4 separate regions of the Mus musculus genome follow, and regions 2, 3 and 4 are each linked to region 1. The links are chromatin loops, found by intact Hi-C in ENCODE. Cell type or tissue: heart. All regions are shown on one strand.

Region 1 (8,000 bases):
TATGCCACATGCATTTCCCTGAGGAGGACTTTAGGTTCAAGGGTTAATTTTGCCACTGCTCCCCCTCCACCGTCAGGAGAGATACAGATAATAGGCAGGGAGAAAGGGGAGACTGGATGCTGGGATGCCTGAGAGAGCAGGCTAGAGTAACAGAGAGCCATGAATTAGGGTCTGGAGAGGCGCACTGGAGGAGCCTAGGACCCTCCCTCTGCCCTCCCACCCCCCTACCAGGCCATCCTCCATGGTGAAGTTGAATTTCTTGTCAGCCAAGAGTTTTAGCTGCTTCAGGAATTCCAAGTACTCAGGATTATCGGGTTCTTTGTAAGTAATAATTTTGGCAGCCTAAGGAAGGAATCATTGAAAAGAGGAATGGTAGGAGCTGACTCCAGTCCTTCCTGTATCCTGGAGTCATCTGGGGTCCCATCTCCCAGACCAGCCTGTTTAGGTTGGGATCAAGTTGAATGGCAGAAGCAAGAGAATCTTTGAGTTTGAGGCCAGCCTGGTCTGGATAGGTTCCAGAACAACCAGGAAAACACAGAGAGATTCTGACTCAAACAAAACAAAACAACAACAAAACAAACAAAAAACAAAATAAATAATAAATGAGACAAAGATCGAATGGAGCCCTGTGTCCTGCATGAGACGGCCCCTGTGCTTGAGCAAAAGGATTCAAGCGCTGTCTGGTCCATGGGTCTTCAGTATCCTCCTGCTTCAGGCCTATGAAATTATCTGTTTAGCCTCCGGACTCTGAAGTCCCTAAATCTCATGAAGTGCATGGTTCAGCTCTAAGACTATCAAAAACCCGTTTTCTGGAATTATTTCAGATACATAGGGGCAAAGTGCCCAGAAATGATGTTTCAATAGCTCAGAGTCCTACACCTGGGCTCCAAATCTCAGCACTCACCTGAAAGGCCTGGCGGGCTCTCCTATCCTGCCCATCGTCTCTTTCCCAGGGCTTCCTGGGAACAGGGCCCTGAGCACCCTGAAGGCTTTGCCCAAACACATCCAGGTGGAAGAAAACATAGTCCTCCCCAGTCAGGCCAGCATCCAGGGCCAAAAGCATCAGATTCCTGAAGGCATCCGGAGAACTGCAGATGTAGATAACTGAAGGAAAAGGAGGAAGAAGAGGGGAAGGCAGAGGAGGGGAAAGAGAGAGGAGAGAGAAAAAGGGGAGGGAGAGAGAGAGAGAGAGAGAGAGAGAGAGAACCACATGAATGAACACACAACACACAAAGTACTACAAAGGAGGGAATTCTGATTTGTAGTCTCTAAAGGATAGCAACTCCTGGCTCAGTCTTGGGCCTTGTCAAGAGAATGTGAAAGGTGGGAGAAGGAGGTATGAGGGATAGGAAGAGAGAGGAATGGGAGGAAGAAAGAGAAGGTGGGGCAAGGTGTGTGTGTGTGTGTGTGTGTGTGTGTGTGTGTGTGTATGTGTGTCTGTACATCTGTGTGAGTGTGTGTGTGTGTGTGTGTGGGGGGAGACGAGGACCAAGACTGCAGGAAGAATCAGAGAATAACCAGCCAGAGAAGGGACATGAGAGCTCGAGAGCTCATGTGGGAGCAATAGAAGTAACTGGAGGAAGAACGTGGTAAGTTAGAGGGAAAACAGCACGGAGAAGAGCCAGGAAGCTGAGGGCGCAGTAGAACTAGGCCCTTCAGCGCTTAAGTCAAGAAAGTCCGCAGCAGGAAGGTCACGGGAGACAGGAGGGGAGGGGGAGAGGGAAGGAATGCAAACCCGGCGCAGAGAGAAAGAACTAGAAACTCTGAGGTAGGAGTTGGGCAAGACTCTAAGAGGAGGAAGCCTGGCCCCCAGAGGCGGAATGCCAGGCTGTGGACTGGCCGGAGATCAGGCCGCGCGAGCCAGCCGTCTGGTGGGTGCCAGCCTCACCTCTGCCCTTGCGCTGCACGGTCCGCAGTAGCTTGGTGTAGTGGTCCGGGTCGCCCTCGACGAACTCCTGGTGATTTACTGTGATGTTGAGTCGCTCACGCACCCGCATGTACAGCCCCTCCACTATGAAGAAGCACGGCCGGTCGTCGCCCAGCCGATCTGCATAGAGCACAAGCGCCTGGTGCTCCCAGCCCAGCCGTCGATGCAGCGCCGTCACGAAGTCGCCCAGCTTGACATGGCTGGGTCCTGTGCGGGTGGTTAACGCGTACTCATCCTTCACCCCGATGCCCAGAGCCGGGGCGCCAGCCGTCAGCAGCGGCACCCGCCAGTGCGCGGTGAAGCGTCCCACCGGGGCAGCAGAGTATACGCAGCCGGGGCCCAGGAACACCGCGGGGCTGTGCTCCCACTTGAGATCCACCGCGGCCAGCGGTGCAGCGGTGTCGGAGCAGACGCCCGCCGCGTTCTCGCTGCTGCCCAGCACCATACGGACCGTCCAACCCGGCAGCAAGTCCGGCCGAGCCTTCACCCTCCCGAGAGCCAGTTCCACCGCCGGCCCTACACGCGCCCAAGACCACGGGTACGAGGTGTTGGTCAGCGGCAGCACCACGGCCACGGTCAGGTCGCTCGCGTGGCCGCTTCGGAGCAGCAGCAGCGGCGGTAGCAGCAGCAGCGCCCTTAGGCGCGGACGGACGCGTCGGGAACCCGGCATGGCCTCAGCGAGCGCAGCGACGGAGCAGCGCTGTCACCATGGTCTGATCGCCGTCCTCGGGCTCAGAGGCGAGGGTCGGGAGTCAAGAGCGCCCGAGCCGTAGCGAGGGAGGGGGCTGGGTTGAAGCCGCAGCGGCGAGAGCAAGCTGCCTGCCGAGGCTGCGACTGTCCCGCCGTCGAGCAGGAGCGCGGAATTGGGAGCGTCCGAGAGCGGAGGGTGCTTTAGAGCAGGTGAGAGCGAGCGCAGCACCCGAAGGGAGTCCGTGGAGAGCGAGAGAACGAGAGGGCGATCTAAGAAGAGCGAGGGGAGCGGGTGCGCCAGCGAGGAAAGGGGAGTGTGCGCTCGCGCTTGCCCCAGGAGTATGCCAGAAGGGGCGTCCGGCTGGCCCAAGTCTCCGGCCGTTCCGGAGGCGGGCGGGGGCGGGGTGGGGGGGGGGTGGGGGGGACGGGACCACAAGGTCCCGAGCCAGGCAGCGAATCCTCCCCTCCCAGATTCGGCGACAAGAGAGCCGGGGGAGCCAATCCCGGTCCTTTAACTCCTTCCTCCCAGCCCTGACTATGGCTGGTTCCCACCCTCGCGTGCGCCAGTTATTGCTGACCCTCTTCCCGCCGCGCTGTCCCTGCGCAAGGTTTCCCTCCCTTGGCAGCACCCGCGGGCGGGGCGCCTAGGCCGCGGGGGAACCAGGACTGAGGAAGGGTGTGAGGAAGCTGCCCCCCCTCGCCCCCTCCTATACCCCCCTTTTCTACCTGGCTCCTAGGGAAGAGGAAAGTAGAGGTTTGTTTGGATCTTGGCCGGGAAAGGTGTGTGTGGCTATAGGAGTTTGGGAGGGTTTCTGGAAAAGGCAATCAAGTAGAGGCGAGCCAGAGTCCGGGTTACCCAGTCCATCAATGAGTACCTCCCCTTTCTTCTTCGCCGCCTCCCAGATCCCGCAGATTAACAGAGCAAGATGACCAGGTGGGAGGGTGGAGTTAACTCTTTAGTTCCCCAAATAATGATGGAAACTGGGGAGAGAGAGTGGGTGGCTAGAGAAGAGATGTAACCTCGTGTGAGTGTTTTGTGTGGAAGATCATTAAAATAGGACTGTGAAGTTCTGGTTGGAAATGACCACGGGAAGAATAAATGAAGGAGCGAGTCTTTGGGACGGAACGCCATGGGATTAGTCTGCCCTCTAATGGTTATCCGCATTCATTAACCGTATTGCGCCATCAACTTCGCCAGCCTTGAGCCCGAACAGGATCTTAAGGTCAGCAAACATTTCAAGAGGACCAGCTGTGTCAAGTGCCAGTTAAATGCTGACGGCATAACGATGAAATATATAATATTATTATATATGTTTTGAGGACAAATAACCATAACACAATATACTTTAAGCACTGGAAAAAGAGACAGGGATATGCCCAGAGACCGAGATGAGAGCTATTAATTCTACCTGGATTGGAGCCAGGAAAACTTCCAAAGAGAGAAAAACTCACCGAGGGTCAAAGGATAAAAAAGGGTACTTGGGGCTGGAGATATAGTTCAATAGTTAAGAACGTTTATTGCCCTTCCAGAGAACCAGAGTTCCGTTCCCAGCACCTACATCAAGTGGCTCATAACCATTATTCCAGCATTCCAGCTCCAGGGGAACCTCTGGGGATCTCTCTCTCTCTCTCTCTCTCTCTCTCTCACACACACACACACACACACACATACATCTGGCATACAAACACATATGTATGATTTAAAATAAATCTAGTTAAGAAAGGAAAGAAAAAGGTATTATGTGGAGAAAGCAAACTGTTGAAGTCTATTTTCTATACATGAAGAGTTAGGATTTTTTATGGAGGCAGACTTGCAGTCTCTTTGTTTTATTTAATTATCTTTGTCCATACTAATTTTTATTTATTTATTTATTTATTTATTTTATTTATTTATTTATTTTTGGTTTTTCGAGACAGGGTTTCTCTGTGTAGCCCTGGCTGTCCTGGAACTCACTCTGTAGACCAGGCTGGCCTCGAACTCAGAAATCTGCCTGCCTCTGCCTCCTGAGTGCTGGGATCAAAGGCGAGCGCCACCACTGTTTGGCCTTAAGTAGTTTTTCTTACATATTAAGACTCTGTGAGTATATCCATCTAAATGGAAAGCCAGAGGCATAGGGTCCCCTGGAGCTGGAGTCCCAGGCCGTTGTCAGCCATGCTCCCAGGTGCTGGGAACAGAACTGAAGCCTGCAGAGGTGAGTCCTCCTGACTACTGGGCCCTTCTCTAAGCCCCTGATTTAAAAAAAAGAAAATTTGTGTGTGTGTGTGTGTGTGTGTGTGTGTGTGTGTGCGCGCGCGCGCAAGTACCTTTAGAGGCCTGAAGAGGGCTTTTGATCTCTTAGAGCTTGAATTTCAAACAGTCGTGAACCACCCCACACAGATGTTGGAACCTAACTTGGACAAGTCCTCTGTAACTGCAGCAAGCTCTCTTCTCCACTGAGCCATTTCTCTATCCCCCCTGCTTTTCCTGAGATATTGAAAAGCTAGCCACATAGGCCCCATGTCCCTTACAGCACCATCAATGGGAGCAAGTGCCCATGGCCTCCCTGCTGAATCATCACGGTTTCTACCCACATTACCACAAGTGCAGTATCTGACTGCTATAGGAGGCTGCATTGTTAACCCTGAGCTGGGAAGTGGGAATGACTGAGTGGGAAGTAGGCCAGAGGAAATGAGGTCAGTAAAGCTTTTGTGTGACAGGTGCTTGTTATGTGGTAGGAAGCAGAGTAGAGTCCCCATGTAGCGGCGCATGGGGGATGGAAGCTGTTTTGTAAACAGGGTCAGTGGGACTCTGAGGAGAGAAGAGACATTGACCTCTTTAGTCGATAAACTAAAACAAGAGGTTTGGGTGGATGGTAATTTATTGAATATGCAGTGCCTATAGATACCAAGTAGAGGTTCCCATATGCTTCTGGTAACGCTGGAGTTTGGGAGCAATGACTGGATTAGAAACATCGTTAGGTCATTGAATTCTTGTCAGTATGGTGGACTAAATCTGGAGCTGCAAATAGCTAAAATGTTGGTTGAATTATTTTTTAAAGAGTTATTGTTATATGTAAGTACATTGTAGCTGTCTTCAGACACATGGGAAGAGGGCGTCAGATCTCATTATGGATGGTTGTGAGCTGGGATTTGAAGTCAGGACCTTTGGAAGAGCAGTCAGTGCTCTTCCCGCTGAGCCATCTCTTCAGCCCGAATTATCTTTTAAAGGTAAGCGAAGATAATCTACTCAGGAAGCTTTTAGTGGCTGTTGGTTGGAGGTAAAGTTCTAGGGATAAGGCCTGGGGCTGCAGTGGAAAGAACAGATGATCAGTATTCCCTTCTTCCTTCCTCCCTTCCCCTTCAACAGCATTCACACCGCCCTTCCAACATGTCTTCAGGGTAGCAGTGCCCTCATGGACCTCAGAAGTCCCTCCTTCCTGTATCCCCTCATCCACATGCCAGTGAACAAAGGTACGCTTTGCACACATCAGGTCAAACTTGTGGTCTGGGTGATCCCAGGCCTCAGCAATGACACCAGTGCTGTTCAGCATGCACACAGCTCACTGTGGCTGGTCCGGGTTTCTTCCTCTGGGAGAGGTGTGTGCCAGCCTTGAGGCCATTGGAGTATGAGACTACAAACTACATGCTGTACATGGTCTCAATGGTGGCAGACCGAACATTGACATCTTTAGGAACCACATCACCAGACCATGTCAAGCATCAAACCTCCGTGTTTACTATGGTGAGGTGACTTTTTAATCATATGATTGGCTAGCTCAATGTAAGTACTTGTGATCTTTGCAGAAGAACCTGGGTCCTGATAGGCTTTCTCAGCAGAGTAGACGGGCATATGTAGGAAGGTGGAAATGGAAGTCTATCAAATGGAAGGAGGACAGTGATAGAAGATAGAAACTGCCTACGGTGACAATTGAGGTTAATGTAGGTTGGGTGTTCAATATTAGGGTTTCTATGACAGATGTCATAGACGGTCTCATTGTCTACCATGAAAATACAGTCAGAGGGCCGCAAGATAGTGACGGTGGAGTTGTAGGGTTCAAAGACAGCCGTGAAAACTCGGGGCTGGCTAAGTGAGGAACTCCAGCTGTAATCAGCATGGAGACGTTTAGCATCAAGGAGAACCTAGAACCATTTTCCTACCAAAGGTATGGAAAAACAGGACTTGAGCCCCTGCTAGTCAGCCCGTAAATCCCATCTAAGTCAGAGTCATTGATCTCATCGTCCATGGGTAGTCCTTCTTGGCATAGTTACTGGCAGCATTTCCCTTGCCTATAATGAACTGCTCATGATGGGAAAGCTGGAGGTGTGTCAGTACAAACTCCATCTTTAAAAAAAATTTTTTTTTTATTAGAACACACATGATATGCACTTACTGATAAGTGGATATTAGTCCAGAAACTCAGAATACCCAAGATACAATTTAAAAAACACATGAAACTCAAGAAGAAGGAAGACCAAAGTGTGGATACTTCTATCCTTCTTAGAAGGGGGAACAAAATACCCATGGAAGGAGTTACAGAGACAAAGTTCGGAGCAGAGACTGAAGGAAAGACCATCCAGAGACTGCCCCACATGGGGACCCATCCCATATACAATCACCAAACTCAGACACTATTGTGGATGCCAACAAGATTTTGCTGACAGGAGCCTGATATAGTGGTCTCCTGAGAGGCTCTGCCAGTGCCTGACAAATACAGAAGTGGATGCTCACAGTCATCCATTGGATGGAGCACAGGGTTTCCAATGAAGGAGCTAGAGAAAGTACTCAAGGAGCTGAAAGGTTTTGCAGCCCTATAGGAGGACCAACAATAAGAACTAACCAGTACCCTGAGAGATCCCTGGGACTAAACCACCAATCAAAGAAAGCACATGGTGGTCTCTAGCTGCTTATGTAACAGAGGATGGCCTAGTCATCCATCAATGGGAGGAGAGGCCCTTGGTCTTGCCAAAGTTCTATGCCAAAGTACAGGGTAATGCCAGGGCCAGGAAGTGGGAGTGGGTGGGTTGGGAAGCAGGGGGTGGGGGGAGGGAATAGGGGATTTTCGCAGAGGAAACTAGGAAAGAGGATAACATTTGAAATGTAAATAAAGAAAATATCTAATTAAAAAAAATAAAAAGATTTATTTATTTATTCATATGAGTGCTCTATTTGCATGTATGCCTGCATGACAGAAAAGGCCATCAAATCCCATTATAGATAGTTGTGAGCCACCATGTGGGTGCTGGGAATGAACTTGGAACCTCTGGAAGAGTAGACAGTACTCCTAATCACTGAGCCAGCTCTCCAACCTGTGGGTCTCATCTTTAATAACTGTTGTCAGCACACACTTGTCAGCACCTGTCTCACTAAATGAGATATTGAAGAAGTCATCTCCTCCTAATGGTC
Region 2 (8,000 bases), 200 kb before region 1:
TCCCAACAGCAGCTGCCCAAACAGTTTTCGCCAACAATGTCACCCACCTTGTCTTCCATCACTCAGGTATGCGTGGCCACCTTCCCTCCATATGTCTCCCTTCTCCTTCCCGTGCCTGCCCCTGTCTCATCCATCCCCTTCCGTTCCTCTGCCCTGTCCCAACCCATCTTGTATCTCTCTTTCCCTTCTTCGCTTAAGAGTACAAGCTCTGCCATTACACCTTTTGGTTTCACATCATAGTTCTGCCTCTTGATACTTGGCTTTGTTCACGTTATTGAACTTCTCTGAGCCTCAGCAGTTTCATGGTTTTGTGAACATCGGATGCAGTAACATACACTGAGTATTCGGCATCGGGCATAGCACAGGTGCCAGTGTAGCTTATCCATTGGCCTGTCTTTGTTCTTATCCTTCCTTTGCCAGTTCCGCTCATCCCCCATCACTTCTGTTCTGGCTCATCCCTCTCCTATTTCCCCTACGTCAGTGGAACTCATAGAGCCCGAGAGTCTCAGACCACAGAGCTCAGTCCTTTCACTCTGTATAAGTGAAAAACTTGGTGCCTGAACTGAAAGTAATTTCCCAACATTTGCGCAAATGGTGGAGATGGTGTCTCATGTAGTTCATCTGGCCTTGAACTCAGGATATAGTTGAGGCTGACCTGGAGCATCTGATCCTTGCTGCATCTGCCTCCTAAGAGCTTGGACTACAGGCATGAGCTACCTTGCCTAGCTTTCTTTTCCTTTTTCTTTTCAGACTTGCCTCCGTGCTAAAGTTTTCAAATCTTTCTCCTGTTCTTCCTTCCCCTTATTCTTTTCCTCCTCTCTGCCGTCCTCTGCCCTACTCCATGGCTGTTTCCTGGATGTATGTTCTGTGTTCCATCTGTACCCTCTCCTGTAGGGAAGCCATGCCAGGGAGGGCACTTCTCCTTCCACATCTCCTCTACTTCTTCCTCTCCTCCCCTCTGGTCCGTGAAGCCCCTCCAGGGCTTCAGAACAGTAGTGGTCATCCTCCCTGTGGCATTAACAGTCAGTCTCTAGTGAGCTGTCACAAGGAACCAGTTACTGATACCAGGTACCGGGGATTAGGAACAGTCACTTACGGAACGGGTTTAAGATTAACCTTGCTGGGCTTAGCCTCACTGAGCACCTACATTTTAATAGGCATTTTGTGTAATTTCCACCAACCCCAGAGATGTGCGTGGAAGCCTAGGGTGGTGTTGGCTTGGGGGAGAGTGGGGAGACAAGCAGAGGCAGTGCTCTTGCCTCCAGAGTGCTGAGGTTACAGGGGCCGCACCAGTACACATGGCTTGGAGCATTGTTATGTTTGTATTGAGGACAGGTACAGCTTACAAGGTGGGGAACTCTTAAGAGTTCTTTTGGGGGATCACACTAAAGAATAAATTTTCTCCCTTTTCAGGGCGTTCCCTTGGATACCAGTAAATTGCCTACTGACCAGCGATTGCCCCCATACCCATATAGCCCCCCAAGTCTAGTTATACCCACCCATCCACCCACCCCAAAGTCTCTACAGCAGTTGCCCTCTCAGGCCTGCTTAGTGCAGCCCTCAGGTGGACAGCCTCCAGGCAGGCAGCCACATTATGGGGCACTGTACCCACCTGGGTCCAGTGGACATGGGCAACAGCCTTACCACCGCCCAATAAATGACTTCAGCTTGGGGAATGTGAGTATGCAAACTCATAGTTCTGAAATGGGGGATGGGGGTGGGCTGAGGGTGGGTCAGTTACTTGAGTGGTCACTGGTATGCTGAATTGGGAGATATGGGTGGACCTCTTTTTCCCCTAGGTAACATAGCAATGCCAGCTTGGGGCTCCTGTCTTCCTGTGTTTGACCCCTACTCCTGCCCCTCTGTTTCTGCTCAGCTTGCTCTTTGATGACTCCTGCCTTGACCCGTTCTCTTCCTGGCATGCACATGCTCTGGCCCAGCAGGTACGGTGCCCACACTTTCTTCGGGCCCCGTGCTCGCTTCTGTTGGCTCTGCTTGCTATCACCTCCTTCTGTCTTTGCCTCTCTTCCTGGGTGGATGGGGCTTGCTAGGCAAAGGGGACATATCAGCAGAGCTAGGCAGGACACCCTGTTCTGAAGCCCACTTCCTTAAGGTCTGTCTGTGTGTCCCTAGCTGGAGCAATTCAACATGGAGAGCCCATCAACCAGCCTGGTGCTGGATCCCCCTGCCTTTTCTGAAGGTCCTGGATTTTTAGGGAGTGAGGGATCAATGAGTGGCCCCCAGGACCCTCACGTCCTCAACCACCAGAACTTGACCCACTGTTCCCGCCATGGCTCAGGACCTAATATCATACTCACAGGTAAGGGAGTGTGGGTGCTGGTGGAGACTGGCAGGAAGAGTTGACAGCCTCACTGCTGTGATAGGAGCTTGAGGGGTCTGGAGGTGTGGCCTGAGATCCTTACCCACCTCTTGTACACACAGGAGACTCTTCCCCAGGTTTCTCTAAGGAGATTGCAGCAGCCCTGGCTGGAGTGCCTGGCTTTGAGGTGTCAGCATCTGGGTTGGAGCTGGGCCTGGGGCTAGAAGATGAGCTGCGCATGGAGCCACTGGGCCTGGAAGGACTAACTATGCTGAGTGACCCCTGTGCCCTGCTGCCTGACCCTGCTGTGGAGGACTCATTCCGTAGTGATCGGCTACAGTGAGGGGACCTCACTGCCATCCTTCTTCATGGCCCTGTCCCATCAGTCTTCATCCCTTCCCCCTGGCCAGTAGAGACTACTCTCTGCCCCCAGATCCTTTTTCTAATATGAATGAAGGATCCTAAAACTGAGGAAAGGGAAGGGGCTTGGCCAGGTGGCCCCTGAATGCTGTATGTCTGGTGGGCTTGGGGGAATTCAAGGGAGGGCCTAAAAGCACTTGTAACTTTGAAAACCGTCTGTCTGGAGGTCAGAGCCTGTTGGGAAGCAAGGTGTAGAGGGAAATCTTGGAGAGAGGGCTTGTCCAGAAGGGATGGGCACTACCAGCCCCTCCCTATTTCTCTTCCCCTTGCAATGGAAGAGAGAGCCAGAATGGATATTATTTTTTATTAAATATATTATATGTTAATAAAAAATCCTATTAAACCTTTTGTGTGCTTGGCTATTTGGTACATGGCTGGGGACCTAAGGAGGTTTGGTGCCATAGGTTCTTTTGTGTTGCATTTTTGTTTGTTTGTTTTTTGACAGGATTTCTCTTACATAGGGCAGACTACCTAGAAGTCACACGTGCCCGTTGGCACCTTGGCTTCCTTAGTGCTAGGGCTACGGGTGTGCGTTAATCCTCTCAGAACTTTTGTGCTTGTGCGGAAGCACCATTCTCAGATTTAGGTCCCAAACTGGATGTATCCTAAAGCCTATACAGACTTCACCGAGGCAGCAGGAAGTCACCTTATGTGCCCTTGTTTGTTTAAGGCCCTGCCTGCTGCAGCATCAGGGGATGGGGCACCGTGACTAGCCTGACAAGTTACTCTTCTGAAGCCCTGGGTAAGGAGAGGCTGTTGTCCCAAGTCACAGTTGTTTCTGTTAGAAAATCCTCCCCTCTCCTGGAGGAGGCTATTGCCAGTGTTGATGCTTCTAGAGAGAAGTAAGCAGGCCTAGCTGGCTTACTTGGTTTATGTTTGGGGGACCTAAGCAATCTCATGTTCTGAGGACTGTATGTCGATTCATCCATTTCACTGCTCCATTTGGGTTTAACGCAATAGATCCTTGGGAGACAACCATGTTCCACGAAGGCTTTGTTAGACTTCACCCAGCATAGTGAAAGGAGTGCTACACCTCCACTATTCGGCTTCATGCCTTTCTTCCTCTTTTTCAATGTTCTTGTCATTTCTCGAAAGAAGAACTGAGAGTTTCTGGCTCTGGCCAGTGGGTTCTAAACGTGGAAGTGGGGAGTCACCTGGGTTTCCCAGGTCTAGGTCTTCAGGGCCTTCGCTGTGGCACAGTGGCCACATCTGACGGTAGGGCAGGACAGGAGCACCGACTCTGACTTCGGGGCCATCTGGGGTCAGTGTCTTGCTTTTTCCTCCGGGTGGTGGGAATCCGCTTGGTTGCAGGGGGCCCTCCCAGCCACCAGGGGTCGCACTGCAGGCGGCAGGGTGTTGGGCCGGCGCTAGCCAGGGTCACGGCCGCAGGCCCGGGTGTGTGGGGGGGGGCAGAATAGCGGAGGCGCCCGCGGCTCCTGGGGGGGTGGGGGGCGGGTATGAGTGGAGAAAGCAGGGCGCGTTGAAGAGCTTGGGGTCCCCAGCAACGTGGGAGCCGGGAGGACCGCGCGGCTGGAACTAGCGGTGTGGTGTGGCAGCAGTCCCCGCGTGGCGCAGCGCGCGGGGACGCTGGGACCGCCCAGATCTTCTTCCACCGTGCCCGGCGCCCTCGGCTGCTGCTTCTTCCTTCAGCCCGGGCGCGAGCGGCTCCTAAGTCGAGTGCGCCATGTCCGGGGCTGGATAGCAGCCCAGCCGCCCGCCGGCCCGCCAGCCCGCCCTCAGAGCCACCCGCCAGCGGGCCGGCTGGGGAGTCCCAGGGCAGGCAGGTAGGGGCCGGACCGGGCGGGGCGGCGGGCGGGTTAGGGCGGGCGGAGGGCGGGCGGCTCCAGGGACTGTCCCCAGCTGTTCTACGCTGCGCATCTGGTTCCGCTTCCTCCCTCCCAGAGAAGTGAAAGTGGAGGGGAGGGCGCAACCCAGAGCTAGCTAGCTGTGCTCGACATCCTACAACCTGGAGCTCCCGCGGGCGCTCAAGCCAGAGCACCCCTCCTTCCCGCCTGGGTCACGCGGCTGCTGGCGCTGCTGCCGTCACGTCCTCGGCAGTCCCCGCGCGCGCTTCTCTCGGCCCTCCGGCCTCTTGCTCAGCCACCTCCCCCGCGCCGCGCCCTCTGCCCTAGCCCCGACTTCCCGTCATTCGGCATGTGGGCGTTGGGACCCAAAGTGGCTCCAGTGCCGTTGTTTTCCCCCAAGGGAGAAGGGGCTGCATTCTATAGGACTCTTCCCTGGCTGGATAAGGGAAGGCCTGGACACACAAGTCCTGTTGATCCGGGACCACCCACTTGCCTATAGAGGGTCTCATCTAACGGCTTTTGCCTACTGTCTGGAGCACAGAACTACTATTGGCCTGCAGTGGATGAGAGAGTGAGCTGTGTCCTGGAGTTAAATCAGGAGGCTGACGCTGACTCCTGGCTTCACCTCTCAGATGTAGAGAAGCTCAAGCTAAATTTAGCTTGAGTTGGGGCATGTGTGTCCAGAGGCCAGGTTGAGAAGACAGTCGGTTTGGCTCTAGTTCTCTGAGGAAGAGCGGGAGGTTAAATAGACTGTGCATCCTGGAGACACTAAAAGCTTCCCTGCCTTGCACAGGACCCTTAGTGGGAGGTCTGCGTTGGTCTGATGCTGTGCTGGCACCTTAAACAGTACTATCCCCCCCGCCCCCCCAGCGATACCACACACCCATAGGCTGACTTATGCTGAGCTAGCGACAGCTTCCCCTTCGCAGCCATTTCAGGAAGTAGCCTCCCTTCCCCTCTGAAGCACTCTCTCAGCCTCTAGCCCCTTGCAAGCTACCCGCCAGGCTTCTTCCCACCTTCAGCACCCTGGGGCACCTCAGGACTCTTGGGGCTTCCACTCCCCAGGGTCAGGCCATGGAGGCAGGTGAGATAAGTTACCAATAGGCTGTTGTGGCCCCGATTCTGTCTTGGGCTGGGTGGCGCGGGCATGGCATGACTGGAGCTGACTCCTACAGTCCCTTTGTGCCTAACTACAGACACCTAAGGATCCTGGAGATGGGAAAGTCCTGGTTGCTTGGCCAACTAGGTAAAGTTAAGCTAGGGAAAAAAAAGGATACTTGAAATCTGATGAGCAGAAGCTAAATCTTGGGTTTTGTAAGCCTTCCTAGGCATCTGTAAAGTCTTCTAGAAATGAAAGGATGGGTGCTTTAAGAACATTAGCTGCATCGGAAGGTTCTTGTGGTGTTGCTACAAGAGCAGAGACCTTTGACAAAGCAAAAGTTGGTGTAATGTGGTAGCCAGAGTGAATGATGTCATTGCAGGCCATTACAGAAAATACTGTGTTCTCTGAGACGTAATTGTAGCGGGCAAGGAGAGGCAGGCCTTTAAAGGAATAGGTGAGGAATATGTCAGTTGTGTGTTGTAGAGTGGAGTTTGGGTTCTTTGGGAAAAAAGGGCTGATGTCACTAAGAAGGAAGGACCTAGTGGTCTCTAAGGAGCTGTGGTGGAATATGAGAGTTTGGTGATGTCACAGGTGGAAGAATTCAAGATTGGCTGATCATTTATCCTTTCCTTAGAAGAACTAGGAAGAAGAAGGGGGGGTGTCCACTATCGTTGCCATGGGAACATTATCCTCTCTTGCTCCATCTCTTCCTCGATTGACCATTCCAGATGCAGTGAGTGAAGCAGAGGCCATGGCAGAGGAGCGGCCTCCCCGGTTGGTGGATTACTTTGTGGTGGCTGGGCTTGCAGGAAATGGAGCGCCTATACCTGAGGAGAAGTGGGTTCCCGAGCCTACCGGGCCCCTGCGCCCTCCCCGGCCAGCTGAACCTATTACAGATGTGGCAGTCATCGCTAGGGCACTGGGCGAGGAGGTGCCCCAGGGCTATACATGCATTCAGACTTCTGCGGGTGGCCACCCCTTGGAGCTCAGTGCTGGGCTCCTGGGTGGAACTCAACCAGTCATCTGCTACCGCAGGGGGCGTGACAAGCCCCCCCTCGTTGAGCTGGGGTACGTACCCCTATCCACGCTGGCACTAGAGGAAGCTGGGAGGGACCTTTGAATGAGCTAGAAGAGGTAGGGATATGGGTCAAGAGGAGGAATGTGGGGACCACAGCGGAATAGGCTAGAGGTCAAGAGAATGGGCTCACTGCCTTTGCTGCGGTCAACGTTTCCTCATCTGCAAAATGAGGATAGTGGCTCCTCTCTGGCTGGCTCAGAATATTAAATGAAGTAACCCGTGTGAGGAACTTTGAACTTTGCAGAGCCTGTTGGTTCTGAGTGCTTACTCTTGAGAGCTATGGAAGGTATGGGTTGAAGGGATGGTTACTGACTGAAGGGATCCTAGAGCACAGACCTAAGTAGGAAGTGGTGGGCTATACTACCAGGGTTTGACAAGGCTAAGAGAGCATGGCAGGTTTAGGAGACCAGGTAGGAAGATCCAGCAGGATCCAAGACTCTTTCTATCCTAACCCCTTGATGTCTCTACCCTCTGTGCCAGGGTGTTATATGAAGGGAAGGAACGACCCAAGCTTGGGTTCCAAGTGCTTGACACGACACCGTATAGCCACTCAGCCAATCTGGCCCCTCCAGGCCCCGGGCACCCCCGCACCTACCTCATGTATCGGCGGGCAGCAGAAGGGGCAGGGCTGCATGCCCTGGGCATCACTGACCTCTGCCTGGTTCTGCCCAGCAAGGGTGAGGGTACTCCTCATACTTACTGCCGGCTACCCCGCAACCTCAACCCTGGCATGGTGAGTGGTGCTGAGGTATTGAGAGCTGAAACCTGAAGAACTAGTGTAAGGGTATGGACATGGGGCGGCACAAAGGGTATTTGGGGGCCGAGGCCATTGACACCAGGCCAGATCAGAAGTGACTTGGTGGGAGGACTGGAATTAGGAACATCTTTGAAGACAAAAGATAACTAAAGGGAAGTAGAGAGAAGATGAATCCAGAAACCGATGTTAGTGATGTGTCTGCTTATCTCTTGTCATTTCTGGGGACAGTGGGGCCCAGCAGTGTACCTGTGCTACAAGGTAGGCCTGGCCAAGGCCAACACACTGGTGTATGAGGCAGGTGAGTGGCTTCTTTTTATGTCCTACCCTTTGACCCTCTGGCAACTTCAGTGACCCTAGAACTTACATCTCTTTGCCACTTAGCCCTTCTTTGGGATACTCGAGTTTCTTTACCTGGAATCAAATGGACCTTTCGCTCTAATATGTACTCTTAATCCTGCTGGGGTATAGAGCTGCTGGGCCGCTACCCAGAGGAAGACAATGAGGCGTTTCCGCTGCCC
Region 3 (8,000 bases), 180 kb before region 1:
GGGAAACAGTAGCAGCTGAACAATCCTATCACCTGCATTAAATTGCAGCTCGTTTTTTACATAGACCATAATTTAAACTTCTCCTTTGAACTCTTCATCTATAATTCATAGATGCACAATGAGTCCTTGGGAAGTGAATCTACTTCTTCCCAAGATCATTGCTACTGTCCCTGAGGGCAAAGGACCATAAGCTCCAGTAGTTATTTTATAACACTGAATTTTGGGGGGGTAAAGATATTTACCTGTGTCCAAGTCTCAAGCCATGCTGCCTATAGTAGAATGCATTAAATCTTCAATGCCCAGAGAAAGTTTTTGGTCTGTATGTCACTCCTTGGCTGAAAGGATTTGTACTTTTTGTTTGGGGGCAAGGCTTAAGTTAGGCCTCCAAGGCCATTTCCGGATAAGAAATAAAATTTCCTTTTGACCTACACTCATTGGTCCAATGGCACTCCTTGCCACATAACCTGCACACCCCAGGAAACCTAGGCATTCTTTCTGGTTTATATTTAGGAAAATTATTGGTTTTGAAGATGCGTTGTTCACAATTTTGTTGTAAATGACCATATTTCCCACAATTAAAGTACCGGGAATTTTGATATCAGAGACCTCTAGCTATAACTTGACTCATGAGACTAGCTAACATGGTACACATTAGAACCAACATCAGTCGTAACTCTTATCCACTAGCCCATAAGTGCTGTTCTTGACTTTAATGGTCTAAAAAATTTTTTTTTTTTTTTTTTTTTTTTTTTTTTGGTTTTTCGAGACAAGGTTTCTCTGTATAGTCCTGGCTGTGCTGGAACTCACTTTGTAAAGCAGCAGGCTGGCCTCGAACTCAGAAATCCACCTGCCTCTGCCTCCCAAGTGCTGGGATTAAAGGTGTGCGCCACCACACCTGGCTTAATAATTTTTTTACATTTGGATTTTGCATTTTCATGTGCCAAGGTCTTTATCAACAACTGTCTTGTCAGATTCTTATACAACTTTGCTTACAGCTGAGACTAATCTTTGTTAAAAACAAAACCAAAACAAAACCAAAACAGCCACAGCTTCTCCAGAGCCTTATATAATCTTTGTAAAAAGGCCATGGTTTCATATAGAATGCACTTGCTTTATATGACAAATTCTAAATAACTGGGCTACTCATCGTAGAATTACTCCCCAAGACTGGAAGGGATCGGTGACAGCTGTAGTAGAGGCTGGTCTGCAGTTGCAGTGGTTGACATGGTGGAGGGAAGAAGCTGCGAATACTGAACAGCAAAATGGATGGAGGAGAATGACTAGTCAAGGAGCAGTCGCTGGGTGACGGGGTACTCTAATGGACAGGAACAGATGCAATTTTCTGTTGAGATTATACCTTTCGCTTGAAATGGCCTCTTTCGTCAGCTTGTCCTCCCACTTTCTCAGCTTTTCTCTGACCCTACCGCCCTCCGGTGAAGTTTCTTTTCCTCTTCCTGCAGGAAACTCCTGCTCTTGGGATTGAGCCTTTGTTCTTTTGGGGTGCTTCTTCCCAAGTGTTTCCACCTCCACCCACAACCTCTCAGAGTTGCACCTCCAACTCTGCAACCCTTCAGAAAAGTTCTTTTTGTATATGAGTACACTGTAGCTGTTTTCAGACACACCAGAAGAGGGCATCAGATCCCATTACTGATGGTCATGAGCCACCATGTAGTCGGTGGGAATTGAACTTAGGACCTTTGGAAGAGTAGTCAGTGCTCTTAATCACTGAGCCATCTCGATGGCCTAGTCAGCCATCATGGGGAAGAGAGGCCCCTTGGTCATGCAAACTTTATTTTTTTTTATTTTTATTTTATTTTTTGGTTTTTCGAGACAGGGTTTCTCTGTATAGCCCTGGCTGTCCTGGAACTCACTTTGTAGGCCAGGCTGGCCTTGAACTCAGAAATCTGCCTGCCTCTGTCTCCCAAATGCTGGAATTAAAGGTGTGCACCACCATGCCAGGCCTCATGCAAACTTATATGCCCCAGTACAGGGGAACGCAAGGGCCAAAAGTAGGAGTGTGTGTGTAGGGGAGCAGTGCGGGGGGGGGGGGGGGGGAGGGTATAGGGGACTTTTGGGATAGCATTTGAAATGTAAATGAAGAAAATATTTAATAAAAAATTAAAAAAAAAATCTTGGGCTGGAGAGATGGCTCGGTGGTTCAGAGCACAGACTGCTCTTCCAAAAATCTTGAGTTCAAATCCCAGCAACCACATGGTGGCTCACAACCATCCTTAATGAGATCCGATGCCCTCTTCTGATGTGTCTGAAGACAGCTACAGTGTACTTACATATAATAAACAGATAAATCTTTAAAAAAAAGAAAAGTTGCTGGTGAGATGGCTCAGGGGGTAAGAGCACCCGACTGCTCTTCCAAAGGTACCAAGTTCAAATCCCAGCAACCACATGGTAGCTTACAACCACCCGTAACAGAGATCTGATGCCCTCTTCTGGTGTGTCTGAAGACAGCTACAGTGTACTTAAATATAATGAATAAATAATTAAATAAATTAAAAAAAAAAGTTAGCTGGGCGTGGTGGTGCACACCTTTAAACCCAGCACTTGGAGGCAGAGGCAGGCAGATTTCTGAGTTTGAGGCCAGCCTGGTCTACAGAGTGAGTTCCAGGACAGCCAGGGCTACACAGAGAAACCCTGCCTCGAAAAACCAAAAAAAAAAAAAAAAAAAAAAAAAAAAAAAAAAAAAGTTCTTTTATTTATTTATTTTCCCAGTTCAGCCTTTTGTTTGTTTCTCAGGCCCCTCCATTTCCACCTGCACTCTTTTTCAACTGCTCAGCCAGTCTTTCAACCTTTTTGAAATAAAATATAGGAAGAAAAAAGCAGAAAATTCCACCTGGAAGCAAAGCAGGAGATAGCCCAGTGGCAGCAACTGCAATAAACTACTTGCTCGCCTTTTGTTGTTGTTGTTGTTTTGTTTTGTTTTTTTCGAGACAGGGTTTCTTTGTATAGCCCTGGCTGTCCTGGAAATCACTCTGTAGACCAGGCTGGCCTCAAACTCAGAAATCTGCCTGTCTCTGCCTCCTGAGTGCTGGGATTAAAGGCGTGGGCCACCACTGCCCAGCGAAATTTGATTTCAAATGTAGGAAAGAGCAGAGGATTATTTTTCTTTTTAAGAGGCGAGCACTGGGCAGTGGTGGCGCAAGCCTTTAATCCCAGTTTTGTCTTTGAGCATAACCATTAAAAAATTGCAACTAAACTCTTCCCCCACCCTCCGAATCACTAATAACCACCAACCTTGACTCTCAGGGCCCTTGAATTTATATATCCTTTGAAAAGTTCCCAGAATTCCAAATGTCACACAATCACAGGAATTATCTGCAGCTGGCAAAACCACAACTCTGCTAGAGCAGGAGGCAAATCATAGTCAGCTGCTGTGGGTAGTCTGCAGCAGCCCCACATCCCTACACCTGGGATTAAAACAAGGGCACATTCCTTTAATATTTGTGTTTTTTTTTTCTCCCCAAAGAAACCCAAATTCCAGAATTCTTACTACAGATGGCTCTTTAGACAGCAGAGGAACTTTGCATTGATGATGGACAAAGCTTTAGTCAAGAAGAATTTCTGGCCGGGCGGTGGTGGCGCACGTCTTTAATCCCAGCACTCACATCACAGAGTACGTGCCTGGTTGAGTGTACTGTAGGACTTCTGTAACAGTAAACCTTAGATCTACACTAGGTGCTTTATCCTTTGTTCAGTGACTCAAGAGAGTCAGCAAAAGCTGAAGATGATGGAGTTAAAATATAAACAAGCTGAATTTGGAGCTAAAATCGTGAAATCATTGGAACATTAGGAAAATTCTTATAGTTCTTGAGTGTATATATCAAATGCTATATTTTTATAAAAGTGTATTTTGTGTGTATAGATGTTTTGCCTGCATGTGTGTCTGTTTACCACTTGTGTGCCTGGTGCCTGTGGAGGAGGCCAGAAGAGGGCATCAAATCCCTGGATTACAGAAGCCACCCCATGGGTGCTACTTGGTCTTCTAGAAGGACAAGCAATGTTTTTTTTTGTTTTTTGTTTTTAACTGCTGAGCCATTGTTTCTCCAATCCTGAATACTATATTCTTGTTCTTGGCATGGCCCAGAATATTAAAGGTATGTTATTTTATAATCCAAACAATAAGCCTATGAGTTATATTCAGCACTCTCCTTGTACAGTTGGGTGAACAAGAGAATAGATTAAAAAAAAAAAAGGAATCTGTACTTGTACAACAATCATAGAACTGGTTAGGTTCAGAGCCAAGATCTAAACCTAAATACTTTAACTCAAGGTTATGTTATTTATTTATCTGGACACAATACTTGAATACAAATAGGTTTTTTGTTTGTTTAACCTTATAATACAAACTAATTGTATGGTCCAGGTCTGGTGACTCAGTATTGTAATCTCAACACTTGTGAGACTGAGGCAGGAGGATTGCCACAAGTTCAAGACGGTTTTTTTTTTTTTTCAAGACGGTTTCTCTGTGTAGCCCTGGCTGACTTGGAACTCACTCTGTAGATCAGGCTGGCCTCGAACTCAGAGATTCACCTTCCTCTGCCTCCCAAGTGTTGGGATTAAAGGCATGCACTGTCATGTCCAGCTCTCCATCATAATTAACTTTATTTATATAATTTGCAGTATTGGGTTTTGAACATGCTAACTAGTATTCTAGGACAACTCTTGTTTTTTGTTTTTTTGTTTGTGTGTTTTTTGAGACAGGGTTTCTCTGTATAGTCCTGGCTGTCCTGAACTCACTTTGTAGACCAGGCTTGCCTCAAACTCAGAAATCTGCCTGCCTCTGCCTCCCGAGTGCTGGGATTAAAGGCGTGTGCCATCTCTAGGTCAACTCTTAACAAATTAATTTTTAGGTATTTACAAACTGTGTTTTCCTTGCATGAATGTGTATGCACTGTAGGAGCCCCTGGTGCTCAGGGAAGTCAGAGGGGTGCTATGGAGCCCTTGAACTGGAATTACAGATAGGTACCTGGGTCCTCTGAGGAGCAACAAGTGCTTAACTATTGAACCATCTCTTCAGCCCCCCTTTAAAGGAATCTGAAACATCTTCATATCTAGCCTTGGCTAACCTGTGACCTCAGCATCCCAGTGGTGAAGTTACATTTGTGCACCATCATGTCAGGCTTACAATTTTATTTCCATAGTGATTTGAAAAAATGTCTTCTCTACTGTCTCTGGCACTAGTTAGATCTGACTTTTAATCATTGCTCAGTTGCTGTCTACCTTTGGCAAGTTGCTTAATCTGACCCTGTTCCTTAGTACACATGGGTTAAAATCTCAAGTCTGTCACATGTGTAACTTTGTCTTTTAATCGATACCTTATTGTCCTCATCTGTAAGATAGGATGGCCAGTACTTGCCTCACAGAGAGTAAGAATTCATTGTTCTTGTTCCCCCAAAAAGTTATTATTCTTTCAATGTGTTTATTTTTGTGATAATTAGTTCTCATTTCTAGGGCGCTCAGAAAGAATATTCATGGTGTTCTAGAAACGTAGAATGTAGGCGGGTCTAACCTCTTGGAGGAAGTAGGAGATAGCCAGGCTAGCAAAAGAACCCGGGCCTTGACTTAGCTAGTGCAATAGGGTGGGGTGGGAAGCTGTATCCTCACTGTGAACAGAAAAAGACCAGATCCCAGAGTATACACCATAAATTCAGTACATTTAGCTAATTGTTTGTTTTTTCTTTGTGCTGTTACGGTACAACCAGGAAAGGACCGGTCAGAAGTAAATTAACACACGAGTCCCAAGGCCTTGGGCAGAACGGGGCAGGCCACACCCCAGAAAGACAAGGCCAGAGCTCCTAAAGCTAGTCCTGTCCTTAAATTCATGGATTCTGTCGCGATGAAACACCACCCACCCAAACACAGAGCCCAGCGCCGTTCCCGGTCTCCATCTTTAGACGAGAAAGAATGAGAGCCTGTCAAAGGAGAATCCCGGTTTTAAGAGACTAGGTGGTACGGCGGCTGCCAGGGGACCAAAACGTCTACAAGGTAAAGCTGCAGCCTGAAGCGATTTTTTGACCCCCGACACTTAATGGGCTGTCGAAGACCCGGATGTGTCTGGGACTGGCCGAGGTACCCATTAACGCGCCCCCGCTAGACCATCCCCCTTCTCCATTTATGATTGGATTTTCTTAACGCCAATCACTACTTCTCCAGCCACCCATTCCTCAAGGGTGGGGTGAAGTCTTGGTATCCCGCTTTCAATTGGTAGGAGCAAGAAGAGGAGGGCGGGTAGCCGGCTAAGTTCCTCCAATGGCCGTCGTGGCGTGTGGTTAAGGCGGAGTCAAGGCGCTTGGCAGCTGCCCAATCAGCGTCCTTGTTTGTGTGGTGCCGCCGCCGCCGGTGCAGCCGCCGCCGCCGCTGCTGCCCCTGTCTGTACCGCAGTGTCTGCTCCGCCCGCCCGCCCTCCCCGACCCGGCCCGCCCCCTCCCCCACCCCCGCTCCCGGACCCGCCAGTGGGGTCTGGATCCCACTGTGCCGTCGCCGCCTCCTTTTTCGACGCCTTCACAGCCGCCTGAGGAAGCGACCTGGTCGGGAGTTCCGCCGCCGCTGCCAGGTGAGGAGCTCTGGCCTAGGCCAGCCTGGCCGCCAGCCCGCCAGCCCGCCAGCCCGCCCGGGGGCGGTGAGGAGCGACGGAGGGAGCGAGGCTGCGAGAAGGCGGCGGTGGGGGAGGGGAAAGGTGGAGGGCGGGGGGAGGGGAAGCGCCCGCGAGCCGACGCCCGCCCGCGCGCCCCCGCCTGGCGTCCCCTCCCCCAGCCCGGCCCGCGCGCCCCCGCCTCGCGCTCCCCTTCACCTCTTCCCCTCCCCCCCGCGCGCGCGCCCTGGTCTTTCACTTAGGCCTCGCGCGACCCGGCTGGTGTCCCTTCGTGTCTTCGCTTTTTACTCTTTCTCCCCTCCCTCGCTCCCCGTTTCCCTCGCCATCCCCCTTTTCACTCAGTACCTCATGCCCGCCATGCTCCCCTCTTCTCCGGAGCGTCCTCCTCTCCGTGTTTTTAACTCTCCGCCCCCAGTAGTGCCCTCGGGGTGCGGGGGCCGCTCCCTGCACTGAGTCCTATGTTTGACGGCGGATAGGACGAAAAGGGGATCCTTAAGGGTGGAGGAAGCACTGGATAATTATCTTTATTGGGGGGGGGGACAGGCTCAGGAGTGCAGAACCTTACCCCTTTATTTCGTCGTCCATCGTTCCCTTGCCCTCCGTAAGAAAAGGGAATTGTCTTGACTTGCGTGGGTTACTTACCTCGTGTAGCAACTAAACCACCCATTTTCTCAGCTGGGCTTCTGGGATTCGCTGGATCTGTTTCCCAGTTCACTTCTTGAGGGTTGATGGAACTAGAACTTACTCTTCCGGACCAAGTCGGGACTTAGAGTACTTTTTGCCTCCTTGGGCTCAGTTACCTGAAGGAGCTAGTTACTCCTGTGAATGAAGAGATTTAGGTGTTAATCGCTGTCCCGGACAGCTTCCCCGCTCTATAAAGGTATGGTGCCCTCTTTGAGTTCATCCCCAGCACCAGATTCACTCTAAGCATAAGATGTTCCTTCGTAAGGACTGGTCCTGAGATGGAGGTGGCGGCTTTACTGGTGGGTAGGTAGCATGTGGATGCTGAAGTTAGCAGTGTTTCCCTGTTCTCTTCTGGAGAGAACCAGTGTTCTCATCTGGTAGTTACTTGAAGGGCTTTTGTGTGTGTGCTTCAGAGGTGGGAATAATATAAATTAAATCATCTTTTAGCAAAGAGAGGCAGTGTTTTCATGCCTACCCAGCAAGATTTGAAATAGTGCTTGAAGTTGGAGTAAAAGTAGGTTTTTGATCCATGTGGATTGGAGAAGAGCTTTTGTAGTTTTTTGGAGCCGTTCCTTTTCCAGAAATTATAATTTAAATAGACAACAGATGAATGTGGCACAGATGAAAATAAGAAGAAATCTTCCCCTTCCACCTCTGTCCTCCAACCATCTTATCTTTACTACAGCCATGACTGAAGTTTTTTGGCCTC
Region 4 (8,000 bases), 54 kb before region 1:
ATGAGATCGTAGGGCTAATATGATTGCGTGGCAAAGCCACAAACATTGCAATCAGAAAGACCTGTATCCAAATCCTTCCTGTTATTTACTGTGTGGCCTTCAGCAAGTGACTTAATCTCTCTAAACTTCACTTTCCTGTGTAGAAAGTGAAACATCCATCTTAAGGGCTGTACAGATAATTAAATGAGCTGGCACACACCCTCTGACAGAGCCAGACAACCAGACACATGCTTAAGGTATTAGCAGAGTATCACACAGTAGCACTGTCTTCTCTTTGTCCTCACTTCCCAGGTCCTAGATGACAGCCTTCAGCATGTGTGTGCACACACATTTGTGTTGTGCAGAACTGTTGGAGGCGTTGGGGGGTGGGGGGGGGAGAAATGAAGCCTACAGAGTTGCTGTTCAAAATACAAAAGGATTCTGGGTAAGTCAAAAGGACAAGAAAAACCCTGTCAGGAGAAAACATACAAGCATGCAAGAACACACCCTCTGGACTAAGAGGCTAGGGCCATTTCTTTTTCTTTTCCACAGCTCTAGAAATCAAACTGAGGACACTGTAGGTGCTTTATCACTGAGCTACATCCTAGAGGCCCATCTCTTCCGGGACCAACTGGGCCCTCTGCTGACTCGGCCATATTAGTTTGCCCTTTGACTCCCTGTCTACCACAGCAAAACTGGAGACTTGGCCATCACCTTGACAAGGAACAGTGGAAGAAGAGGACAACATCTTTCTGTCTCACGATTGTCCTTTAAATGTCTTATTTTAGTTTATTGCTGCATAGATGTAGATGCACACACGTCACAGTGGGTGTCACATGTGCTCTGGTGACGGGATTCCGGCCATCAGGCTTGGGGTCAAGTGTTTTACCTACTGAGCTATCCTGAGGCCTTGTCTGATTTTTTCTTTTTTTTTTAGGAGCAGTGGCAGCTGAAACCAGTCATGTAGGCCCTAGCCAGAAACTACATGAACTGTTCTGCGCCTCTGCCATTCCCACACCCAGATGAAACTGGCATAGTGTGTCCTATCTCAAGCTTTCCCTGACTATCAAAATCTCTCCTAGGCCAACTCTGCCCCTTCAAATCCAATCAGGACAACAAGGACAGGGCATACCCAGGGGCTCACTTACCTGTAAACTGAGGACTCAAGGCCTGAGGGTTATGGATGATATCTTTCCACAGTAGTTCAAATTCTGGTATCCTAGCAACATTCTGAAGTAATCTTACAAGGTCCCGGCCAATCATCAAACATTCCATGAACTAGATAGGAGGGAGATTGGAGAATGGGGAGCAGGAGAGAGAATAAAAACATGTATTGCTCCCCTTCTGGAGGAAGGACAAAAGAATAGCATGTTCTATGGAGGACAAAAGAAAACGTCCTATGAAGGAACCCTAGATGATTTGTCTGGAGCAAGGGACTGTTCGGGGAAGAGAGGTGGAGGCTGGGGACCATCACAAGGATAGAGGTGCCTGGGAAGAGCTGGACCACACAGACTCTTAGACCATCAGGTCCCCTCTCTCTCCTGATTCTAAAAGTATGAGGCTGGGAAGGAGCATCCATATATCCTACCCCAAAATTCATTCTGTCTATCAGAAAAGACAATTTGTCATAAAAGAAATTATCTGTATCTGTTTGGTCTAAACAAATACTGATTAATGACATGTGCCTATACAATTATGTGAATGCATTTTGAATTTTTTTTAGAGAGATTTTTATTTTATGTGTATCAGTTTTTGCCCACATGTATATATGTGCACAACATACCTACAGAGGCCAGAGGAGAGTGCTAGGTCCCCTGAAACTGGAATTCTATATGGCTGTGAGCCACCATGTAGGTGCTGAGAACCAAATCCGGGTCCTCTGTGAGAACGGCACCTGTTCTTAACTACTGAACTCTGATCTGATATTTCTTTTAACTAACTTTTCCTATGTAGTCAGTGTCCTCATAGCTTAGAGTTAGAATATCTTTCTTGGGAGAAACTATAGTAAATAATTCGTAACCACCCAAGTAAACACAACAATTACTTCTGGGGGAGGTGAGATTCATGTAACAGTGGACACACAATAGCAGCTGTCTGTTGTACAACAATGTAAGCTGGAACGGACCAGAAAAGCCCTGCGGATGGTGGCATTATATCTGACATTTCTAGGAGCAGGGGGTATTCCACTCCGGTTCCCTGTCCTTTGCTCCTGAGCTGTCCAGGGATGATGAAAATACCACATCTGAACCACCTGCACCCCTAACAAGGTATCTCTGGCCCAGAAGCATAAAGGCCACACGGACACCACATCTTGGCATCACTTCCTCATACTGTTTGTCCTGTTCCCTTACCCGTTCCCGAAGCAAGGAGATGCAGAAGTCAACTTCCTTCTGCCGAAGGGTCTGGAGCTGGGCAGTCCCATGGTGGTCCACAATAAGTCGGAGGTACGTGTACACAGCCATGGCAATGAGGATGCTGCTCTTCAGCACCCACTCCCTGCAGGAAGGGAAGACACTGCACAGACTGCTTGCCTAGACCTCCTCACCCTCATACTGCTGTGATGACACACACTGAGAACGGCTTCTGGCTTCTGAGGGTTTCACTCTGGCTGTTATACCCGACTATGAGTTGACTAACAGGTAAAGGTAACTAATTTCCCTCACCAGACAGATGCCTCACTAAGGTAGGTACCAAATGAAATCAGCCTCCTATAACATAAATACATTCACAGCTACCAATAAAGTAGCTGTGCTTGTTAACTCATTCAACCGCCAGAGCATATCATAGCTGAAGCGGTGTATGTTAGGCTTGGGAGAGAGGTAAGCTCCATTTTTCCTGCTGAGCTATGGAAAGTGTTTTCGGTCAGTAGTTCTCTTAAGTATGATGCAAAGACCTCTGGGGATTTCTAGGACCTTTCCAGGCCCTGGAGTTCTTAGAACACATTGTGCTGTGCTGTGCCTCTACCAGGTTTATTACGACAGCCCCCAAACCACAAACCTTTCCCAGGTTCTAACCATTCACCCCACCCTCAGATAATTAGTTGCCTGCCCTAACCCAAAATCGGGGAGGATTTGGGGGTGTAGGGGAGACATCTGATTTTAGATGGCAAAGCCCATTTCCCCAGTTTCAGAATTTCCGTGGAAAACAGAGTGATAAAAACATTATCTGTTTCCCGCTGCTTCAAAAGGGACAAAGGTAAAGGCTCAGTGGGGAGGGTCTAAGTGCCAAGTCGGCTGTAATTGCTTTGACACCCCTGCTGAAAGGCAGGGAGCTAGAGGAAGAGTTTAATTAATATAACCAGGCAACTTCCTGATTCAGGAAAAGTAATCAAGCTACTTAATTAACTAAAAGGCCAAGGCCTCTTCTTTTCTTCTTTCTTTTTCTTTTGTGTATGTGTGAGCTGTTTTTTGAAACGAGAGTCTTGCTATATAGCCCAGACTAGACTTGAATTCAGAGTAATTCCCCTGCCTCAGCCTCCCAAATGCTAGGATTATATGCATGCACTACTAGGCCCAGTACTGTCCTTTTGTTTTCACAAAATGGAAATGCTAGCCAAGGACATGCACTTCCTTTTACCCCACATCCCTGAAATACTGGGAGAGGTTAGGAAAACAGGGTGGTAAGCAGAACACAGGCTTCAGTGCCAAGGTGTTCCCTTTCACCCAACGTGTGAAGGCTCAGGCAGCCATGCGGCTGCTGTGTGACCCTGCATGGGAAATTCAGCTACAACAGAATCTGACACGAGGGACATTATGAGAAAAATCACTTTGGAGGAAGGTCACTAGCAGAGGCACAAATGTGCCATGAGGATGGCACAATGAAGAGGAGAAGCAGATGAAAGGGAGAGCCTCTCACCAAAGACAGCAGAGAAACACAGAGACCAAGAGAAAGAAGCAGAGGCCAAGTAAGAAACTCCTAGGAAGTCCCACTGCTAGTGTGATGACCAGCCCCAGGGCAGCTGCATAACTGGATCCAGGCCACGAGGTGGCACTACAGAGCAGGGCTGGGCAGAACATAGCTCTCGATTATGAAGAAACCATCCTTTTAATCTGAAATGAATATGAATTTTAGGCCTCTCAGTCATTTGGCTACTTGTTGTCTTTACTCAGAAAGAGTCACTAAAAGAAGTGATGCAGAAACTGGGACCCTATTAGCATCAAGGGGAAGCCACAAGCAAATTTACATACTAGAAGGGCCCTCACACAGCCCTTCACTTTGTTGGAGAACAGGAGCCAGAAGTTCAAATGTGGCCCCATGTCACTTTATAGCAGGATTCTCTGCTCCCTAGTCACCTACATTGGCCCTGTGACATTCCAAAAAAGAGCATGTGCTGGCCTGAGGCTGGGAGGGAGGAGCGTATGGTACCTGCCAGGCTCGTGTGGTTGGCTGGCCCCTCTGCTGAGCTCATTTCCCTCTCAGTCCCCCCAAACATAAACATTCCAAGGAGGTCTGGGTCAAAAATAAACCCTTATCAGATGAGACCAGATTTTCTGGGCTCTGAGATATTTTAGCAAGCGCCTTCTTTCCCATTCCTCCATCTTTTGACCTTAGTTCTCCATCTGCCACCATCAGGCCTGCCACACCTTCCCCTGGCCTCAGAGTGCTCTGAGCCACCAGCCTTTCTTTCCCATGTCCCATACTCACACCCCTCACAGCCCCACCCTTCATGGGAGACTCTACCTCTGCTCCGTCAGGATATCCAGGACACTTTCTGCCAACCAGATATTTTTGGCTGTAACATCGCCACCTGATTTCAAGGGGTGGGAGGGGGAAGAATCAGAATACAGTAGCTCTAATTAGCAACTCAGCTAATCGAATAAATCTCTTCAGTCATCCCGATGGTCCACTCTCCCACCACTATTGCCCTGAATGCTAGAATAAACCGTTCTCTCTTTTAGGATGTAAACATTTTCCCTTTGCCTTGAGAGAGAAAGAATGTTCTAGAACTGCTGCCCTCCCCCCCAAACCAGAGAGGATGATATTGTTCTATCCACCAGAACTGCAGAGGTAATGCTTTGTCCTTGAAAAGTGATGACTGAGAAAAACAGACCTTAGACGCCCCAGCTGAAAAGGCGGTATCTGAACCAGGGCCTAAAAGATGCAGGCAGCTGAGAGCAGCTGCAGTCTACTGTCTGAGAGTCAGGGTGGGATTCAGCATTCTGACAGGCTAAGGGATATCTATACACCAGCCTTTGGATCTTGCCACTGAAATCCCTGGAGCAGAATTAAAATGCAGTGTTGCCAGATAAAAATATTGGAATGAGAAATGGGGCTGAGAGTGTCAAACAGTTAAGAAAGTGCCAAGAAAGAATAAAAATAAATACTCAGCACACCAAGGCTACACATTGCTCTGGATCTCAGTGAAAAACAAGGTTAGTGTTCACCTAGTTGCATCACAAAGATTAGGGCCATACATGTGACGCAGTGACATCAGTGTAAAGAGAAAATCCTGAAGAAAATGCACAGCACAGCCAGGTGCCAAGGCAGGTAAGAAGCTGTCGCAGGAGGACTGTGGGTGTAAGGCCAGCATGGGCTACATAGCAGGACTTGTTTTATTTAAAAAGAAAAGGGGGGTGGGGGGGAGGGAGGAGCTGGACACGGCATACTCCAGAGGTGGAGTGCTTGCCCAAACTCACGAGAACTTAGGTACAGTTCTTATCGCCACAGGAAACAGAACCCAGACGCTGATGGTGAAGCAGAGCCACAGAGTTGGCCTCATTTTTATCTATTATTATTAATACTTTGCTTTGTTTCTTGTTTTAATCAGGAAAACAAAATGCAAACAATCTCAAAGCAGGAGAGGTGGCCTGAGCAGACTTTTCTCATATTCAGTATTTCAGAAAGATGTCACGGATTCGAAGATTAGAAAAACCCTAAATGTCAGGGACTATTCCGTGACACTGTCCCTCAGACTAGCTCCAAAATGCCAAAATCACTAGCGACCCAGTGTTTAGAACAGGGGCAGAGTCGGGGAAAGCAGAAAGGCAGAGAGCAAATGGCTTCACTCGATTCTCTCTGCACCCCCTTCCTGATCTAGCATGCTGCTCAACTCGAGAGAGATGAGTGGCTAACACAGACCAAACCTGGTCAGCTCTTAAGTTAGCAGGAAAGAAACCAAGGCAAGACTCACTAATCCAAAGACCCCTGTGATTTTCTGATCCATTTTCTTCTGCAACATATGTGGCCAGGAGACATCTACACTAGGGTCCAAACCGTATCACTTGAGTTCCTCACGGGTACTCAGCCCTTGCTTAGACTTATCTCTGGGCTCCTTCCCTTTCTTCTAGTGCTCTAGCTAGCAAGCTTACCTGCAATCTGCTTCATAAATGTCATGCAAACGCCATCAGCTCCCAGAACTCCACTCTTTACTAGTTCCCGAACCAACCACACCAACTAAAGGAGAGAAAAAGACATTCAGAGCAGAGATGTGAATTTGGAAAAGGAGCCAACTCAATTGTGCACAGTTTAGATGCACAGTAACAGAGCTGCCTCCCCAGCCTCTCTTTAGAAGGTTCACCTCCAGCCTACACCTCTGAGCTGTTTTCTTTTCTTGTTTGGAGCTGGAGCTTGAATCTAGGCCTTGTGTGTGCTAGGCACATGCTCTAGTGACCCTCCAGTGCCCCCTCTTTGCTTTTGGCCTCACCTGAGTACGGCAGGTATCTTGCAGCTTCAAGTACTTCTCCATAAGTAGCTGGTTGATCTTGTTCAGGACGATGTTCATACCATCACGACTCACCAGAGCCAAGTCCCGGTAACACTGTGTGGAATAAGGTTCGTGAGTAGCCAGTGAATGGAGATGTTGACCCCACAGCAACCATCCAACCCCAAAGCCTTCCTCTTACATAGAAACACGAGGATACTGAGAGGCAACAGAGAGGCAATGGAGCACTGTGTTCTCCATTCTTTCTTCTACAGGGCTCCTCCATTGCAAACCTACCCTCTTCTGCCTCTTGGATTAGGGAAAAAGGACTAAAAGATTCTCTAATAAGGCAAGAAAGTCTGCTGGGCAAAGCTCCTAGTCCTGTCCTTGTCCCCCAACCTCCCTTTTCAGGAAGTGTCATACTGTTTGATGCCACAAGCTGAGCAAACCCAGGTGGAAGCCATCTGTGTTTTATCTGCCAGTAAAAGGTCACTGAAAAATGGCTTTGGGTGAAAGTCAAAAAGAAACCCAGAGGTTTCTAGACATGCTGTAACCCAGCCAGATGCAGCAAAGGGAATATAAAGGGATCGGGGTCTGGGAGAAGGAACAGAAACAAAACTGTAGTTTCTTAGTTTGATATAGTTGTACGTGCCTATAATTCATCCCAGCATTTGGTGGTTAAAAGAGTGATCCCAGCACTCAGGAGGCAGAGCCAGATGAATCCCTGTGAAGCCAACCTGGTCTACAAAGTGAGTTCAAGGCTCGGGTTATATAGAGAAAGCTGTCTTACAACAACAGCAGCAGCAGCAACAACAATAACAAACTAAAACAAACCACAAACCTTTATTTTTATCTGTGAGTGTGTGGGTCAGAGGAAGGCTCTGTGTGGCAATGCTTTCACCCACTCATCCCCTTGCTGGCACCCAAACATGAGCTTTATTAACTAAATGACTTCTTCTGTTCTCTGAATGACCTTTGCTTTTGCCAAGTATTGACGTGTTGGGGAGTGGGGGGCTTAGCATCCTTCCCCCTGGAGATACGGAAGTGTACAAGTTTCTTCTGAGTCACTGCTTGCCTTTCCCTCAGACCTTCTTCTACCCTGCTTCTCTTCAATGAGTTCAGGCCTTAGGGAACCTCATTAGCTGCCTGGTGCACCTGCTGAGTTCTATCCTGTCATGGACTCAGCCAAAAGGGTAAAACTTAAGGAGACATCAGCTTCTTAGCTACAGAGAAACCTCTGTAATCTCAGCATTTGGGAGGTAGGAGGAAGACCAGGCATTCAAGGCCATCCTCAACTACAGAGAAAGTTTGAGAACAGTCTGAGCCACCTGAGATCCTGTCAAGAAGGTGGGGGGTGTTATAATAGTGACATAGGGTCCTG

Evidence for each region. Hi-C counts contacts between places; a loop is a spot of excess contacts. Peaks named below come from ENCODE experiments on the same cell type or tissue, not always from the same donor. Only the 100,000 strongest peaks of a DNase experiment are listed, where the experiment ranks them.
Region 2: a loop joins it to region 1, with 2.3 times the contacts of the local background. A loop is called at or near these places in 3 of 42 quality-filtered maps.
Region 3: a loop joins it to region 1, with 2.3 times the contacts of the local background. A loop is called at or near these places in 5 of 42 quality-filtered maps.
Region 4: a loop joins it to region 1, with 10 times the contacts of the local background. A loop is called at or near these places in 35 of 42 quality-filtered maps.

What each region holds. Positions count from the first base shown.
Region 1 is chr3:90,462,907-90,470,906 of GRCm38, forward strand. It overlaps Npr1 (natriuretic peptide receptor 1), which reads right to left and starts at 2,960. Exons shown (of 22, transcript NM_008727.5): 1 at 1,889-2,960; 2 at 905-1,104; 3 at 229-342. The coding sequence starts at 2,597. In heart, a CTCF peak has its summit at 3,765 (motif pointing left); DNase peaks (open chromatin) are centred at 2,055, 2,105, 3,195 and 3,455; H3K4me3 peaks cover 2,902 bases; H3K27ac peaks cover 2,276 bases; H3K27me3 peaks cover 4,213 bases.
Region 2 is chr3:90,261,038-90,269,037 of GRCm38, forward strand. It overlaps Crtc2 (CREB regulated transcription coactivator 2), which reads left to right. Exons shown (of 14, transcript NM_028881.3): 11 at 1-66; 12 at 1,414-1,677; 13 at 2,134-2,320; 14 at 2,443-3,088. The coding sequence ends at 2,663. Dennd4b (DENN/MADD domain containing 4B) reads left to right here and starts at 4,198. Exons shown (of 28, transcript NM_001356483.1): 1 at 4,198-4,524; 2 at 6,376-6,715; 3 at 7,206-7,458; 4 at 7,711-7,780; 5 at 7,951-8,000. The coding sequence starts at 6,399. In heart, CTCF peaks have their summits at 4,044 (motif pointing right) and 4,243; DNase peaks (open chromatin) are centred at 4,064, 4,714, 5,514, 6,494 and 1 weaker place; H3K4me3 peaks cover 2,258 bases; H3K27ac peaks cover 2,754 bases.
Region 3 is chr3:90,286,857-90,294,856 of GRCm38, forward strand. It overlaps Gatad2b (GATA zinc finger domain containing 2B), which reads left to right and starts at 6,325. Exons shown (of 11, transcript NM_139304.3): 1 at 6,325-6,568. In heart, a CTCF peak has its summit at 3,926 (motif pointing right); DNase peaks (open chromatin) are centred at 6,145 and 6,855; H3K4me3 peaks cover 2,876 bases; H3K27ac peaks cover 3,041 bases.
Region 4 is chr3:90,408,871-90,416,870 of GRCm38, forward strand. Ints3 (integrator complex subunit 3) reads right to left here. Exons shown (of 30, transcript NM_145540.3): 4 at 6,623-6,736; 5 at 6,288-6,372; 6 at 4,660-4,726; 7 at 2,331-2,475; 8 at 1,128-1,257. Among named protein-coding and RNA genes, the nearest start is that of Ints3, 21 kb to the right of the region's middle. In heart, no CTCF peak of the experiment used is centred here; a DNase peak (open chromatin) is centred at 3,951.